2 separate regions of the Mus musculus genome follow, and region 2 is linked to region 1. Evidence: chromatin loops called from intact Hi-C (ENCODE). Cell type or tissue: left cerebral cortex. All regions are shown on one strand.

Evidence for each region. A loop is a pair of places that touch in the nucleus more often than their neighbours do. Peaks named below come from ENCODE experiments on the same cell type or tissue, not always from the same donor. Only the 100,000 strongest peaks of a DNase experiment are listed, where the experiment ranks them.
Region 2: a loop joins it to region 1, with 2.2 times the contacts of the local background. A loop is called at or near these places in 2 of 42 quality-filtered maps.

What each region holds. Positions count from the first base shown.
Region 1 is chr1:55,661,563-55,669,562 of GRCm38, forward strand. The region is part of intron 1 of Plcl1 (phospholipase C-like 1); the gene reads left to right. Among named protein-coding and RNA genes, the nearest start is that of Gm39642, 150 kb to the left of the region's middle. In left cerebral cortex, no CTCF peak of the experiment used is centred here; DNase peaks (open chromatin) are centred at 1,043, 4,142, 4,476 and 5,447; H3K27ac peaks cover 864 bases.
Region 2 is chr1:55,726,445-55,734,444 of GRCm38, forward strand. All of the region lies in intron 5 of Plcl1 (phospholipase C-like 1), which reads left to right. Among named protein-coding and RNA genes, the nearest start is that of Gm32949, 160 kb to the right of the region's middle. In left cerebral cortex, no CTCF peak of the experiment used is centred here; DNase peaks (open chromatin) are centred at 270, 3,078 and 6,300; H3K27ac peaks cover 475 bases.

The DNA.
Region 1 (8,000 bases):
AAATTGCTAGATTTTCCTGGCTTGACTACAAAATGAAATCAAATTAAAGGGCTGGAGATGACAAGGTTACAAAGAGAACAAAAGCCATCAGAGAGGGGACTGAAAAAGGGCAAACATGAACAAAGAGGGGTTCCTCATTTCATTGAAAAAAAAAGCACCAGGTTATAATGGGACTTTAAACATGCAGCATATTTTAAAAATAATTTTTATATTTCTATAATTTTATATTAATAGAAAATTCATAGAGATAGTATTTTTTTAAAAAAAAACCTTTAACAGCTTCCTTGCACAGTGACAGCATAGATTTTTATAGGCTTGAGATTACTATAAATGTGAATCTCTCATTTATATATGTCACCATTTTAAAATTTTATTTATTTTTTAAATGTAACCATATAGTTTGATCATGTTTCCCCTCCCCCAACTCTTCCCAGATTGTTCCTATCCACACAGCTTTATGTGCTCTCTCTCTCTCTCTCTCTCTCTCTCTCTCTCTCTCTCTCTCTCTCCCTCCCTCCCTCCCTCCCTCCCTCTCTTTCTCTTTCTCTCTCTCTCTCTCTCTCTCTCTCTCTCTCCCTCCCTCCCTCCCTCCCTCCCTCTCTTTCTCTCTCTCTCTCTCTCTCTCTCTCTCTCTCTCTCTCTCTCTCTCTCGGAACACAAAAAAACCCACTGAAAAATAAAATCAAAGCAAAAGACCAATGAGACAAAAAAAATGTCAAAACAAAACAAAATGCAAAAGAAAGTAAAAACAAAACAAAACAAAACAAAACCAAAAATCCAAGGAGTTCCTTATGTGTTGGCCAGCTCTTCCTGCCCTGGGGTGTGGTTGATATACCCAGTGACATGACATTGAAAAAGACTGACTTCCCATTGGCCATGAGCATCAATTGCAGATACCTTTTTGATTGGGGTACCCGGTGTCTGCTTCCTCCTTTGAGTGCTGGACCCCCTTCTAGTTTGAACCTGTGCAGTGAGTCCGTGGGCATTAGTCCTGGTGTGTCTGCAAGACAGTTTCCTCAGCCATCCGTCATCCTCGGCTCTGACAATGTTTCTGCATAGACTGCTGAGCCTTGCTTGGAGGCAGTGGTTGATGAACACTGTCCATCAACTGAATTTTCCAAAGTCTCCCCTCCTCTGCACACTGTCTTTGTGTTAATTCCCATCTAAGTACAATAAGAATCTTCTCCAATGAGGGTAGGATGTGGCACTAATCTGAGTTCTAGCCTAGAATGGTCATTGGGGATCCCTGATAGAAATGTTTCCATTGGTTGGTAGATGACACAGGGGAATGGAGATAGGCTGGAAGGGTGGCTGGAAAGAGCCAGGGCAGGGGCCCTGGATTGACCTCTCTTCTTATGTTATTGAACTGAAATAAGAAACAATGAATATTCTACATGGCATTGGATAGTTTACATTTTAAGAAGGCAGGGTACCATCTGAAGCACCTAGTTCCCAGAAGAAAAGGACTATGCAAGGCAGAAGGAGAATCACCTTTTCTAGCCCAACAAAAATTTCTTCCTTCCTTCTGTCTACCAGAACAAAGTGCATAAAAGCCTGTTTTGTGGCCCTTGCCCCTCTTTTCACAATCCCCTCCCTCCGTGGTGAGTCAGGGGTCTCACCTTCCTTCTCCCTCACTGCTCAAATCCACTTTTGAGAGGCTCTCAGATGCAGTCATACCAAGAGAAAAGCAAGACTCAAACTCAAAAACATGGTTGCTTACAGAAACTGTCCTCTGTTGATATCTCAACAGGTCTCTACAATTTGAGGCCCGAGCTTTCTGAGACAGAAACGTTATTGGGGTTCTTTCCCCTGGATCTTCCATTGACAAATCTTGTTATCTTCATACCAGAAATGCACATTAACTTATTTTAGAGCATAATGTAAAATATCTATATTTAAACCTAAGGCTTGTTTTAAAATGAGACTCTTTAGTAGTCTCTGGTACTGTATCTGCCCCATGGTGTGAATTCATGATACCTGCCTTGCTATGACTACTTAAGTTCAAAAACATGGGAAAACCACAGTCCTTCCTATATGCACGGCTATAAGCATTCAAGTGAAATGTTGGAATAAATGAGCATAACGTCTCTCAGTGGAGCCCCACTATCCTTTTCAATGAGTATTTCAATCAGTTTTTTTTTTTTTGAGGCAGTATCTTGCTGGGTAGCTCCTTGAACTTGCCATAAGCTTCCTATCTTACCCTCCCAAGTGCTGAGACTGTGGGAATGAATGATCCACCACTATTGAATGCTTTGCTGTGAGGTCTCCCCTCTACTTCTCTAGTTTACATGACTGAGGGTCTAGTCCCTGCAGGCTGATTTCAAGGCTCTTCTTTTTAGCTGGATTTGGCTTACAGTAGGCACCAGTAAGAAATGACATGATATAGCAGCAGGTTTGCTTTAGGGTTCAAGTTTGCCTAAGAGAGGTCCTCTATAGCTGACCCTGGAGGCAAGTAACGGTTCCTTCATCCAGCCCATAAGTTCTTGGTTACTCAGTACTCTTTCTTGCAGATCCACTCACTTGTATAAAATTCCACCTTCTAATCACATAGGTGTGATTTCTGTTTCTCTCCCTGGCTCCCTTTTTGTATTTTAGTTTCATATTGCGATGTCAGGAGAGCTTCAATTAAATGGTAACAGGATTAGAATGGAAGGAGATACTCAAATGTGGATAGGGAAGAGTCCTGACTGAGTCCATAGATAGAATAAAGTTGAGAAATTAGGTAGTCCTTATGGTGATGGTGGTAATGATGGTGGTGGCTTCTGTTGCAGGTAACAGGCTATGGGTAGGGAGGCTGGGTTGGAATAAGGACAAGGGTTTGGTGTAAGCACATTAAGAAAAGGTTGCATTCAGTTTCCATCTCTGCATGCATTGCCTTCTCGGGTGTGATACAAGCCTTTCTGGAGTTGCTGTTCTCTCTTGGGAAGGGATAAGAGAATGTTCAGAGGGAGGAAGGCAGAGAAGGAAGAGAAGGAAGAGAGAGGGAGGGAGGGAGGGAGGGAGGGAGGGAGGGAGGGAGGGAGGGAGGGAGGGAGGGAGGAAAAGAGAGAGATACAGAGAGTGGCACACATACAGAGAGAGAGAGAGAGAGACAAACAGACAGACAGACAGACAGACAGACAGACAGAGAGACAGAGAGACAGAGAACACCCAGAAGGAAAGGCCACACCACGTGGCAGTTTGAAGCGCTGGGATGCTTCTCTTCAGGGTCTTGGCCTGCAGGCTTGTCTCTAGCCTTTTCAGGAAGAGGAGAGGTGCTGAGTTCAAGAGGAGAGTGGCTGTTGCTCTCGCCTGTGCCACCACATCTGTGAGAGAACACTGGGAGGAGATATGATTGACTCCCACATGGCCTGCAGAAATCCAGACACTTTGGGGACCAGCTTTTAGGTCCAGACTAGTAGGAAAACCCAGCGGAAATAAGATGAGACTTGGGTGGAGCTAGGCTGAGGATGGCCAGCCAAGGGTGGCACCCAGGAGTCTACTTCCTTGGTGGACTGAGGGGGAGGAATGGTTCTGTCTTTGGGAACAACATCTAGATATATTAAGACTGGACCTCAGATGAAAAGCAAAAACATTTTGGCAACTCAGAGAGAGCATGCTGTGTGGCATTCGTGATGTAAAATGTACGTTGGGAAGGCAAGGATGAGATGATAAATGAAGACAAACAGGAAGCTCTTCCTTAACTCTCTTCCCAGATACTTTCCAGTCACGTTTCACAGGTCGAAGGTTCTGGGAAGAAACAGCCAGTTCTCGGCTTTGCCTTCTACAAACATCGTGTTTCCTGTTTTTTAGGGACTGGGCGTGAACACATGCAAACCAATTCACTTCAGTTCATAGACTCATGATTCTCACAGATCTCAAAGACTGCTGGTCAAACCGTGTGTGTGTGTGTGTGTGTGTGTGTGTGTGTGTGTGTGTGTGTGTGTGTGTTGTGTTGTGTATGCAAGGGACACACAGACATACATGAACTCCCTATGTCCTTGGAGTGTCACATTTTGCCTAATTTGTCTGCAGCTAATTGAATAACTGATTCATTTGAATTTTAAATGCATCAATATTCAGTAGCTTCCTATCCTCTCCTCCCCCCACCTCAGTGAATTTGATTTGGTTGGAGGAAACCATTTGTATTATACCCTGAGAAGTGTGAGAAGGTGAGACATGCATTTCCTTGCTCTGATATTTACATTAATATCACCTTTTATCTCGCTACTTGTAGAAAGTATGAAATTAAAATCAGCTGCTGACCTCAGGGAGCAAGCCGAGTTTTGTGATAATGATTGTACAGCCACGTTTACATCTCTTCTTTCCTTTTGAATAACCGAGGAAAGCTCTGGTGCCGTCATAAAATCACATTTATTTGCAGCGATGGGGATGAAGCTAATTCTTGCTTCATCACCCTGACCTGCAGTCACACAAACACAATGGGACCTGACGTGCTGGCAGCCTCTGCTCATTACAGCTTCCACCCCCTCCAGGCTCATGGCTGCAAGTCAAATGTGGTGGGCTGGCTCCAAGCAGACAGGAGAAGAAAGAAACAGTTGGCCTTGGAAAGAAAGAGGTTATTAAAATTTCCATGTGAAATTTCCACCATTGCTTGGCTTCAGATTTAGGTAGTTATAGTAAGATGCCTTGGTTTCAGTTGTGAAACGAGTGATTCCAAAGAAATGGAGAACGCAGTGACTGACAACCACAATCATTGCAATATCACTTTCTGTGTCTTTGTGTTCCGTATCCCATTATTAATAGCCTGGTTATGCAAAACAAAATAACAGAAAATTCTAGAAGCAAAGATTTTCACAGGAGGAAGTGTTTCAGTTTAGGGATTTTGTCTTCCCCTGATGATGCAAGGCTGCTCTTACTCAAAAGTGACTAATTAGCCTTTTAAAAGATCACTGTGGGCCACAAGGGCAAGTGTGATGCATTGTATATAAACATCACCGGGAACAAAGGCGATTACCCCTGATTCCTCTAAGCCTCAGCACACGCAAATGGAGGGATAATGGAACACTTTCAAGGGACTTTTGAGGAAGACAATGAGAAGTGGTGTAAAGAGCTGCAGATTCTGCAGTCTGTCTGGCACACAGATGATAGTACTGTTTGTTTTAAAAATGTTTTTGCATTATTTGCTTTGTGACTGTTAGTACTCAACAGTCTACGTATTACATCACTACATGTTGCCTTCATGGAGAAGTAGCCAAATAACAGTCCAGACTTCACAGATTCCCTAGATATGCTGAGGGGCTGGGTGTCACTGCAGCTCCCTCGACCCCTGGGTACCACATTCTGCATCTGCACAGCTTTAGCAGCACTGACAAAGCCCACATCCCATTTCCGTCAGTGTGTCTGCAGTCTTTAATTCTGGCAGTTTGAATGCAGTTTCATGCTTGAGAGTGCAACATGCATTGGGATGCTGGCTGAACCCACACCTGGCGTGTGTGGGTGCCCTGGTGAAAACCCAGGGAGGTTTGCATTTCATTATAATTTCAACAGTACTCAGCATGGAGAACTAAACTTGTGAATCATCTTAACATCCACTTTTCTTAATAGAGACGAGGCTCTGTCTTTTTCTAGTTCAGACTTTGTGGTCCTAAATCGGGATCCTTCATATGACTGTACTTCCCCTCAGATGTTATAAAGTCCTTATCTTCCAGTGGAGAGGTTCTCAGTAGGAACACTCTGGGGAAGGAGGTGTTCCAGGCTCTTGGTGCACTACGATAAGGAGAAGAGGCATTGATTGGGTGTGAGCAGGAAAGCATCGTGGTGTGGAAGAGACAGAAGAAATTAGCATTTATTTACCAGGAACTGGCTTCTGCATACAGTTTCATTTGCATCTATCAGTACATCTTCGAGGTCTGTAGCATTGTACACATTTCATAGGCTCCAAAGGGTGCTTTGTCCAAGATTACACAGAGAAGAGAAAAGCAATATCAAAAGGTCAATAAAAACACCACCGTTGGTTATTTGGTATATTTTGTGGAGATCTATTTGTATAAGGTACATACTTTTCTGTTTTCATGTTATAGTTTTACAAAAATATTTATGGAAACAAACACATTTCCTGAACTTGATGTCTACAATTTTTTCCCTGTTGTACTGACTTCAAGAACTCACAGTGATTTCGTGAGGAAATCCTTCTGTCAGAACCAGGCTTGGGCAGGGGAGCTCCCCCAGCTGAGTGGATCTAGCATTAAAGACTTGACTGAGGCAGCTATGTGTGAGACTCAGAGGATTAAAAAAAATGTTTCCAAATTCTGAAAACAATTTAGGCTTGTTGCAGAGTTGTATAAAATATTGAAAATTTGTGAGAAAATATGATTTAGTAAACTGAATCTGTATGGCTTAAAAATCCACATTGAATGATGCTTATGATGCAGTCATGAATATATGGGGGTGGAAATAGCCATAGAATTTTGTATATCTACCATGACACTTTATAGTTGTTGTTAGTACAGAATATATACATGAATAATTCCCTGGAAAGATGTGTGATCTATATCTTACAGTAGTGATGCCATCTCTGGTGTGTGTGTGTGTGTGTGTGTGTGTGTGTGGAGTGGGGATCAGTTTCCTTATACTTCCTATTCTATACCTCTCTGTATTGTTTGAAATTGTTTTCCTATAATTTTATACATAGACATCTTATTTTTAATAAAATAGTGCCTATAAGAAAAGAAGCTGTGCCCTGAGTTAAGTATGTGCCTTCTCAAGGTTCCTACTACAAAGGAGCATGGCTTATTTTAAAGTAGGAGTCGTTGACTCATTAAAATAATGTTACTTTAGAATTAAACCCCAAGGAAACATTTTCAGAGATAAGTTCAAACAAGGCAAGCATCAGACTATTTAGCTTCTCTAGAAAATGCAAAACAAACACTGTGGAGTAAGTAGTTTACAATATTAAACATGATAAACTATTTTAGTTACCGTGTGTGGAAACACGTTTCTCTGACTCTCCCTAGCGGACTCCACAGCAGTCTAAAACATAGCTTGTTCTACTTATCAAAACACATGCCTTTGTTTAAAAAAATTCTCCACTTCTTTAGATTTTTGTATGATCATTAAGCCCTGAGTAGCTCATTTCACTTCATTTTAGTGTGTACCCTCTTACAGCCAGGAAGCAGAAGGCTACCGGGTTACACATTCATGCAGAAGGAAATAATACAGCAGGGGCTGGCTTTCTTTCTTGCCTCGTTTTGATTTCTGAGAACTTCACATAAGAGAGTCCTGAGTGCCTCTCTGGCGGTTCATGAATATATTCTGTTTCATTACCTGTAGCCCCAGTGCAAATCCAGAGCTCTGGCTGAGTGTTAGGATAACTACCCCCCATTCCCAGCAATTAACAGCCCCTGACCATTTACCACCTTTGGACAAGTGTGTCCCTGATCTGGAGTGCACTCTTGCTCCCCGGCTGAATTTATCCATCTCTAGCCTGTGATGCTTCCCCACTTCAGCAAGCTCTGGTTTTTGAACACATATGGCTGTGAGCATGACAACATGGTCTAACAAATGTTCTCTCATTTGTGGAGTGACTTGTGTGTGGTTACAGAGTTTCTAAATATCAAAATCAAACACATTAACAAATTTCATTTATTAGAATGTATGAGCCATAAGGTTTGGGTTTTTTTGTTTGTTATTCCATTTTTGTTTTCTGTTTGTTTGTTGGGTTTGGCTTGCTTCACATTTTTCTTTCTGGAAAAGCCAGCTGCTGAGTTTCCATAGAGTCATGGTAATTTGATTAGGAGGGAGAATGAACTTGGATGTCCGAAAGGCATTATCTGTTCTGCTTCAGGTAGGTAAGGTATTCATTTCATTTGGGAGAAAAAGGAGTGCTTTGCTTCTGGGCAATGTAGGGAACTTGATGGGTATGGATGTAGCTGGGGAAAAATGGAGTGTTCATATTCAAGTGGTGGTAGGGTAGAAATGGAAAGAACACCAGAGAATAATACAGCTGCTTCTCTCAGGCCAGACAAACACACTTAGACTCCTAAGGGAAACTATGAAGT
Region 2 (8,000 bases), 65 kb after region 1:
CTGAGCTGATTTACAAATGTGAGATGAGTAAGTTTCCCGGGTGTCCATCAGCAGGCTCATGAGAAGAAAGACGGCTCCTTAGGATTATGGTTGATGAGCCTTTAAGTCACTGGCCTTGACAGGTGGACATTGAGAGGGTTTAAAAAAAGCCTTGAGTCCCACTATGTCTGAAGAAAACAATTTCCAATGATAGATGCAGAATGAAGCCTTGGGCCCAAAGTTGCCTTCTACCTTAACTGAGGATTATCTAAGAGTTTAGACAGATGGGAGGCCAGATTATATATTCCACAGAGTGGCGAGTTTGCACACCCGCAACTTCCCATCTGTAGCCAGAGCTCTTACACTCTCTTGCCTCTTTGGGGGCTAGGATTTCCAAACGGAAAACAAGATCATTCTTTATGATTGCCAACATCCTTACAACTTTTTATATGTTATGATAACATCAAATACTTTGTTTTCAATCCATTTCTATAGTTTAACGGCATTTCCTTTCTTAAGTACATTGGGCTTCTTATCACTAAATTCTTCAGTTGTATAAATCTCTCTACTTTTAAATTCTTTCTTTTTCATCTGGCTTCTGGCATTATACTCTCCTCCCCACAGCACTGCAAGGCCCTAAGCATAAGTCCACTGCTGTCAATCTTCCATTGTGCCCCACGTCCAGTACTGTCTTTTCCACATCGCAGTTTCTAAAGTGAAGCATGGGCCACACTTGCAAACAAAATGATGTTCTTGTGTTCATTCTGCAAGGCTGAATTGCACTGAGGATGCTCAAGCAACGTTGTTGAGGTTCTGAGGGTTGAAGTCAGCCGACATCTTACAGTCTTCTACAGGCCAAGTGCTCCACGGTGAAAATAAATCGTTCAGAACAGAACACAGGAGTAAAAGCTGCTGTGTGATGTTTCTGCTTGTCTGCTCACCCGTGCTTGCCACCTAGATGCTCAAAAATTTGCTAGCCAACCTAAATAGCTTCAGATTTTATGGGTCAAGTATGATTCATAGCTAGCGAAAGTGGTGTTGTATATTGCTTGGTATCTCCTCTAGGCTACATCTACTTAAATTCCCTCCAATTTAAATAAAACTATGTTTTGTATATTCACCAGCCTGAAAATAATGTTTGAGTTTTGGTAGCTATGGTGTCTGTTGTGTTTGGAATGTTTAGTGAGCACAGCTGAGCAGTCGTGAAGCTTCAGGTGAAGGTCTGTAGAGGCAACTGACTCAGTCTCGACCACCCAGCAAGGCCCAGCTCATGGGATCTCCACCAGATGCCGCTCAAGGCGAGCTGCTGATCACTGGAAAGTAGAAGGGTAGTAAGAGAGAGAATGGAATGATACTTCTAGGAACACAAATGCACACACACACACATTCACATGCACACACATAGACACATACTAACATTGCACACATTCATACACACATGGACACACACAGCAGCAACAGTAACTTGAATTTCATGTACAAGTATGATTTTCTTTATATATACCAAAGAATGCATTCTTTTTTCTTTCTTTCTTTCTTTTTTTTTTGTTTGTTTTTGAGACAGGGTTTCTCTGTATAGCCCTGGCTACCCTGGAACTCACTCTGTAGACCAGGCTGGCCTCAAACTCAGAAATCCTCCTGCCTCTGCCTCCCAAGTTCTGGGATTAAAGGCATGCGCCAAAATGAAGAGTATACATCTAAAATGCACATCTGAGTTTTATGTCTTATCCTGGGACTAAGTATTTAAAAGGACCTTCCTTCACAAATGTTTAAACTCCTGTTACTATTTGCCTTACTAATATAAAAATAATTCTTTCTCTTATATTAAAGAATTGATGTATTTCTATTTCAACATTTACAGATAAGGTAGTGCTAGGTACAAAAGTGACTTCTAATGCATACGTTAGCCAATATTTTTAAGATGATCTCACTGTATATAGCCTGGTTATGTCTTGAGGTTGCCAATCTCTTACCTTTGTTTCCCAAGTCTTGTTTCTATCACCGTGCACCAGTGATGCCCAGAGAGCAGTTATTCAAAACTAGGTTGGGTTGATTTTTGTTTTGTTTTGTTGAAACCAAATCTATCCATTCAGTGAAGGTATTTGTTAAGTCTGTAGTGGCTTAAGGCTAGGCCCTTAGTCTCATGTTGTAAAAGTTACTAGGCAGTGAGTGCTGGCCTTGTTACCGTTAGGAGTACCTTGCAGGAGGAGTGTGGATACTATCAGAGTGTGTGAGTAGAGAAGGGCATGGCTGTGCACAGCTGTAATCCCAGCACCTGAGAGGCTGACGAAGGATTGTCTCCATCTTAGGGCTAGTCTGGGTTGCATGGGAAATTCCAGGCCCATTTGGACTCAAGAATAAAATCCTGTTTCAAAACAAAACAAAACAAAACAAAAAACCCAAAATCAAATTGAAACAAAAACTAAAAAGAAGAGAGACTATACTGTGAGATTTGACCTTATTGGAGAGGCCGGGGAAACCTGCCATGAGGAAACAGTGAAAATCTTAAGCCTTTCAAGAGGCCCAAAGCCTGCCTGTGTCTCAATACTGGACAATGGGTACTAAGACAATCTGAAAATAAGAGTGGGAAGAAAAACAAATCAAAATGAAGATATGGTAGGACGTCTTAGTATGGCATGAGACGTTCTTAAAGTCCTGCCTGGTCAGTTAATCACCATTCATTGGCTTCATATCAATTATAGGAAATCAGGTCAAGAGTCTTATTGTCAATTACCAACCTTCTAGGAAGTGATCTGTAGCCACTTTTATTTTCTGAAGCCACTAAATTCATTGATACTTTTAGTTATGGAGGAAGATATTGTACAGGTTTTTTTTTTTTTCCTTTGAGAGAGAGACATATAGTTTAAAGCCGATAAGGGAGAGGGGGGGTTTTATTATATACATTTGTGTCCTAAAAGGGGGCAAATACATTTTTTAAAGGCACATGTTTAAGACACTGTTTTCTTTTGAACAACTCTTCTCCAACAATGTAGGCTGGTTCTGATAAGATAGAATATTAATGCTTCGGAGCTCTAGGCAAGAGAGTCACTTGATATCCGGATTTGTGCCTTGGGTGGCTGCATCCCAGCTGTGCCACTCCAGAGTTTGGTAGAGATAAAAGCTGGGCTGCTGGCATGATTATGGAAGCACACACTGCTTAACTTTATCTCCAGTAGAACTAAATTTAGTCTCTAAGAGGCACACTTTTCTTTTCAAATGAAAACTGCATTATATAATGATTCTGAATAATTCAAAACTGGCATGAGCCTAATAAATAGATACATCACAGGCCAACGGACTTGGCTTCAGCTTGCGAGGGTATCAAAGATCTCTTTTCTCATAGTAAACTTTATTTAGAGAAATCCACTGTTATATACTCTCAGATTGTGGTGAGTTGTAGCCAAGATAAGTTACATGTAACCTTATTACAATTATTGCCTACAGTGACCCACGTAGAAATAAACTGATAATAAGATGATTTCATTTTTATTTTAGGTTTATGGATGAGCTCCTTCTCTGACCTTATTAGTCACTGGAGGGGAAAAAATGGAGCAAAGTGAGCTCACACCTCTGAATACATAAATATACGTACTCTATACATAACATAGGTAGCAACACACACACACACACACACACACAAACACACACACACGAGAGAGAGAGAGAGAGAGAGAGAGAGAGAGAGAGAGACAGAGACAGAGACAGAGACAGAGACAGAGACAGAGAGTCAAGCAATCCAAATCTAGTTTTAGAGCACTGTGAAGATGTCTGAATGAGGGATGAGGGCTGGTGCGGTGGGAAGGGCTGTGATAGGATGCTCTATCATAGATTCTGCAGGCATCTTGAAGGTCAGGTGGTGTGGGGTCTGAATGTGAGGAGTTTCTACATGTTTGGACACTGCTTAGAAGGTTGTGGAAACTTTAGGAATTACAGCCAGAAGTGGGTCACTGCAAGTGGGCCTTGAGGCTTATAGCCCAGCCCAACTTCCTTTGCTCTGTTGCTGGGTGTGGATACAATGTGACCAGCCAGCCTCCTGCTTCTGCCTGTGCCTCCCTGCCAGAGGTCATGATTTTCCAGCCATGATGGACTGGATCCCTCTGGAACTGTGAGCCAAAATATCCATTTTATTCCTTAAGTTCATTTTGTTGAAGTATTCAACCATGGCCAGAAAGCATCAACTTTCTTGTAACAAACACAGGGTTTTATCTTCCTGTATGACCTCAGATTATGTTAGTTAGATTAAAAAAACAAACAAACAAAAAAACCAAAAAAACACAACTAACCAGCACACCGTAAAATAATGGTGTTTGGGTCATAGACTCGGTTCGTGAGATGATTCTGTAGAAAGATTATTAAATAGTCATGGTGTAGCCTTTCAGAGATGCTGTGTAGGTTCTTTGTAGCTGAAGAGAATTCTTCCTGTGGAGGTTAACACACCATGATACAGTTTGTAAGCCAGGACAAACTTATGTGTGCTAAAAATCCTGAAACTCCTCTTTGTATGTATTTTTAAGGTTAGTACTCTCAATGTGCTCTGGATGGGAAACTTTTCAATTACTTGACAGTGCACTCTAGTATACAAAGATTACCACCCAAATCTTTCCTAAATATCCCTCAATCAACAGTCACATGCTACCAGCAGCCAACATTATGAATCACCTAGAACAAAAGGGGTTTATGGATTTGTAAAAGGAATTATTTATTCTGGCTAGCTTGTATAAAACGTACAATCCAGATGTTTTATTTACAAGCTGTTAGCTGGGATTGGGCAGGTTTGGAGCTATTCTAACTTACATCCCAGCCACATGTCCATTGTTGCTTGCTGTTTCTGCTGGCCATATGCTCATGGAGGTCCATCTCCTTTCATGGAGGCTTCCTCCTCTTACCCTGTCATTTCTTCTTTCCCCTCTGGCCTCAACTTTTAACTACCAGCCAGGTAAGTGAAAACCCACTTACCTCTGTCTACTGCCAATCACAGGCTTTAGCCTTTTTTGACCAATAACTTGGGGTTGAGGAGGCAATGTTACATGAAGATCTCCTTATCAGAGGGCAACCAGATCTAGGGGGCCAGTATTTTGCATTTGAATACCTAGCAGCAACAGACCAACCCCAGCATGGGTTCTTTTGCCTGGGAATTCCTAGTCAATGGAAAGCAGTTTCAGTTTTAGAAGGTTAAGTTGCTTTCCCTAGACATGTGCTAAACAACATATTTCTCTCACACATTTAAAATATATAGCAGTCATGGATGGTTCTTAGTGCATCCCCTGAGCAGTGCTGTAGGCCTGATTGCCAGCCTGTGGAACTACAAGGAGGTGCTCTGAGAGGTAGTGTGTGTGTGTGTTTAGTTCATTGACTGGCCTTGGATGGAGACCCAGCCCCTATCTTATTCTTTCTCTGCTTCTTTCTCTCTGTGAAGTGGGAGCATTTTCAGGCTTTCCCACTGCTGCTGAAGGCCTGAAAGAAACATGGCTGACTCTGGTCTGAAAACTCTGAAACTGTGAGACCAAACACATCTTTCTTTTATGAAGGGTTGTTGATCCCAGGCATCTCATAACAGAGTCAGAAACTGTATGTGCTATGTGCAAACATCCCAGGTGCTTTGAGACAGTCCTATGGGTCTGGTTTGCTCTCATTTTGTCCCCACCTTTACAACCCCTGATTAAATCAGACTTCATTTTTTTTTTTTTTGTCTTAAGGCAAAATAAACAGATAAAGAATGTTAACTACTTTAGAATTACTTGTGGTCTATGAGGGCACATAGACCACTGAACTGGCATTTTATTCCTCTGGTCTGCTTAAAAGTTCGGAATTTGAGTTTTCGCTGGAATAACTGTATAGACACTTGAGAACTATAGGTGCTTACGGCTGGTGAGAACATGGCTATTTGCACACTGTTATTACACTCTCATATTACACATGTTTCAGGAAACTGGTTCATGCTATTGTGGCCTTGATATTCAACCAATAGCTTCCTGTGACTGCTAAAAATAAAGCCAGCCTGTGAACTCTTACAGATGAAAAAAGTGTCGATTAGCAGTAATTTCAGTGAGTAGGATGGAAGACTTTTGATGATGGACATTGTATGTCTGGAGTCAACTCATACAGTCCTTGTGGGCTGAAATCATAAGAGGAGAAGGCCAGCCGCTTTCTGCCCATTCTCCTGTATGTAGAATACAGTTTAGACTGGGAGAGAACAGATTCCATGGAGAAGAACTATTGACTACATGAGCATTGTGCATTGTGCATTGTATGTGGGGTGTCTCTGGTTCTTTATGAACCGCCTCACCCACTGATCCCACTCATCATAAGCTCTGCAAGAATAGATGGAGGTGGTGGCTGCAGTGCTGGAGGGATGGGCCCATCTGTCCTCCCAGCTATTAAAATCTATCCTCAGGACAAACAAGAGACAGAATAAATAGTACAGTCTCTACAAGCACCATCAGAGTGAAGGTTCTGAAAAGCATACACCTTGCATCTAAATCACTGTAGCATTAACTGGACAGAATCATTTATGTAACCTCTATTTAGTAATTGCCACCCCCCAAGTATAATTTTGTTCTAAGTAATTCTTCTCTGGTCAGAAAGAGAGATCAAAGAGTAACTACTACTATCCTTGGTTTTTAAATGTCCTTACTGTTTAGACAGCTGCTCCTGGGAACGCCAGTTCTCTTGGATTCTTCGTCAAGGACACCCGGTAGCTGTTTACAGAGGCATTCTTGAGTTTTGCTGCCCTTGACAATTAGTCACATGAGAGTTCATGAATCTCACTGAAGTTAAACATTAGTACAACTGAAATTATCTTGGTAGAAATGTCTGCATATAGTGCTCCCCTTCTGCACATAGTGCTCCCCTTCTGCACATAGTGCTCCCCTTCTGCACATGAGATTTATTAGTTAACAAACCTCTGGAGCTGGACAGAATTGTGCTTCCTAATATGTGAGGTTTGCACCGAGTAAAGCCTTGGGGTGCCAGTCACATGGGATCTGTATGAATGGTGCTCTGTACATTTGTCATGTGACTGCTCTGAAGTTGTCAGTCTATCCATTTTCTCTCTGGCTTCTGTTTGCCATGACATATTATGTGCTTTTAACATTCATTTATGTGCATCATAATTATTGTATAATATAGTGATTTTCCCTTATACTTATGAGTGAACCTTCATAATTTCACAAAGGTTCATATGTAATGGTGAGTCTCTTTGTGGATTGACTTGTTTGTTTGTTTGTTTATTGTTCACTGAAGCACAATAGAGAAGATTAAAGATCCAGAAAATGTTAGGTGAGGGAAATGTAGTTGCTGTTCAGCTAGATCTTAACCTCAGGCAAATTTGGCAAATAAACACGAAGTAATTTCTAACTCCACGGGAGAAGTAGAATTTTTGCTGGAGCTCCTATTTTTAGAACATTTGGTCCTCTTTTCAAGTCTAATAAAACATCCTGATAAGTAAAAACTCAAGGGACAGATCTTGGGCTCCCGAATAAACAAAGGCTCTGAACTTATTAAGGACATTAAAATGGAGACACCTTTATAAATGATGCAAGTATACTTGGATGAGAGAAGTGACTTGCTGTTTGTCTTTCAAATGGAGGAGAAGCTGCCATGCACTTGGCCTGGGAAAGGCCACTTCAGGAGGCCTTCTCTTGGCTCTGTACCTTCGCCTGGTCTACACTTGCTTGGAGCTCCAGCTCAGAGAGCCCTCCACCTCACCTCCACCACAAGCCCACAGAAGCTTCAGGACCATTGCCTCCGAGGATTCTTGCTCTCCCCACCTACCTGACAGGCTATCTGCTCCGTGCCACTCAAAATCCTCCACAAGCCCTTCCCTTCCCTTCCAGGGAAGCTTCCTGACCTCCAACACTCACACATCTTCTCATTAAAACGGTCTGTGTCTAGCACGCTGTCATACCCGAGTTCCTCTCGGTCACTGTATTACCAGGGTTTATATGTTGTAATCCTAGTCCTAAAACCTTGTATTGTAACTGGTTTTGCAAGTAGGATCCTTAAAGAGGTCATAAAGTGAG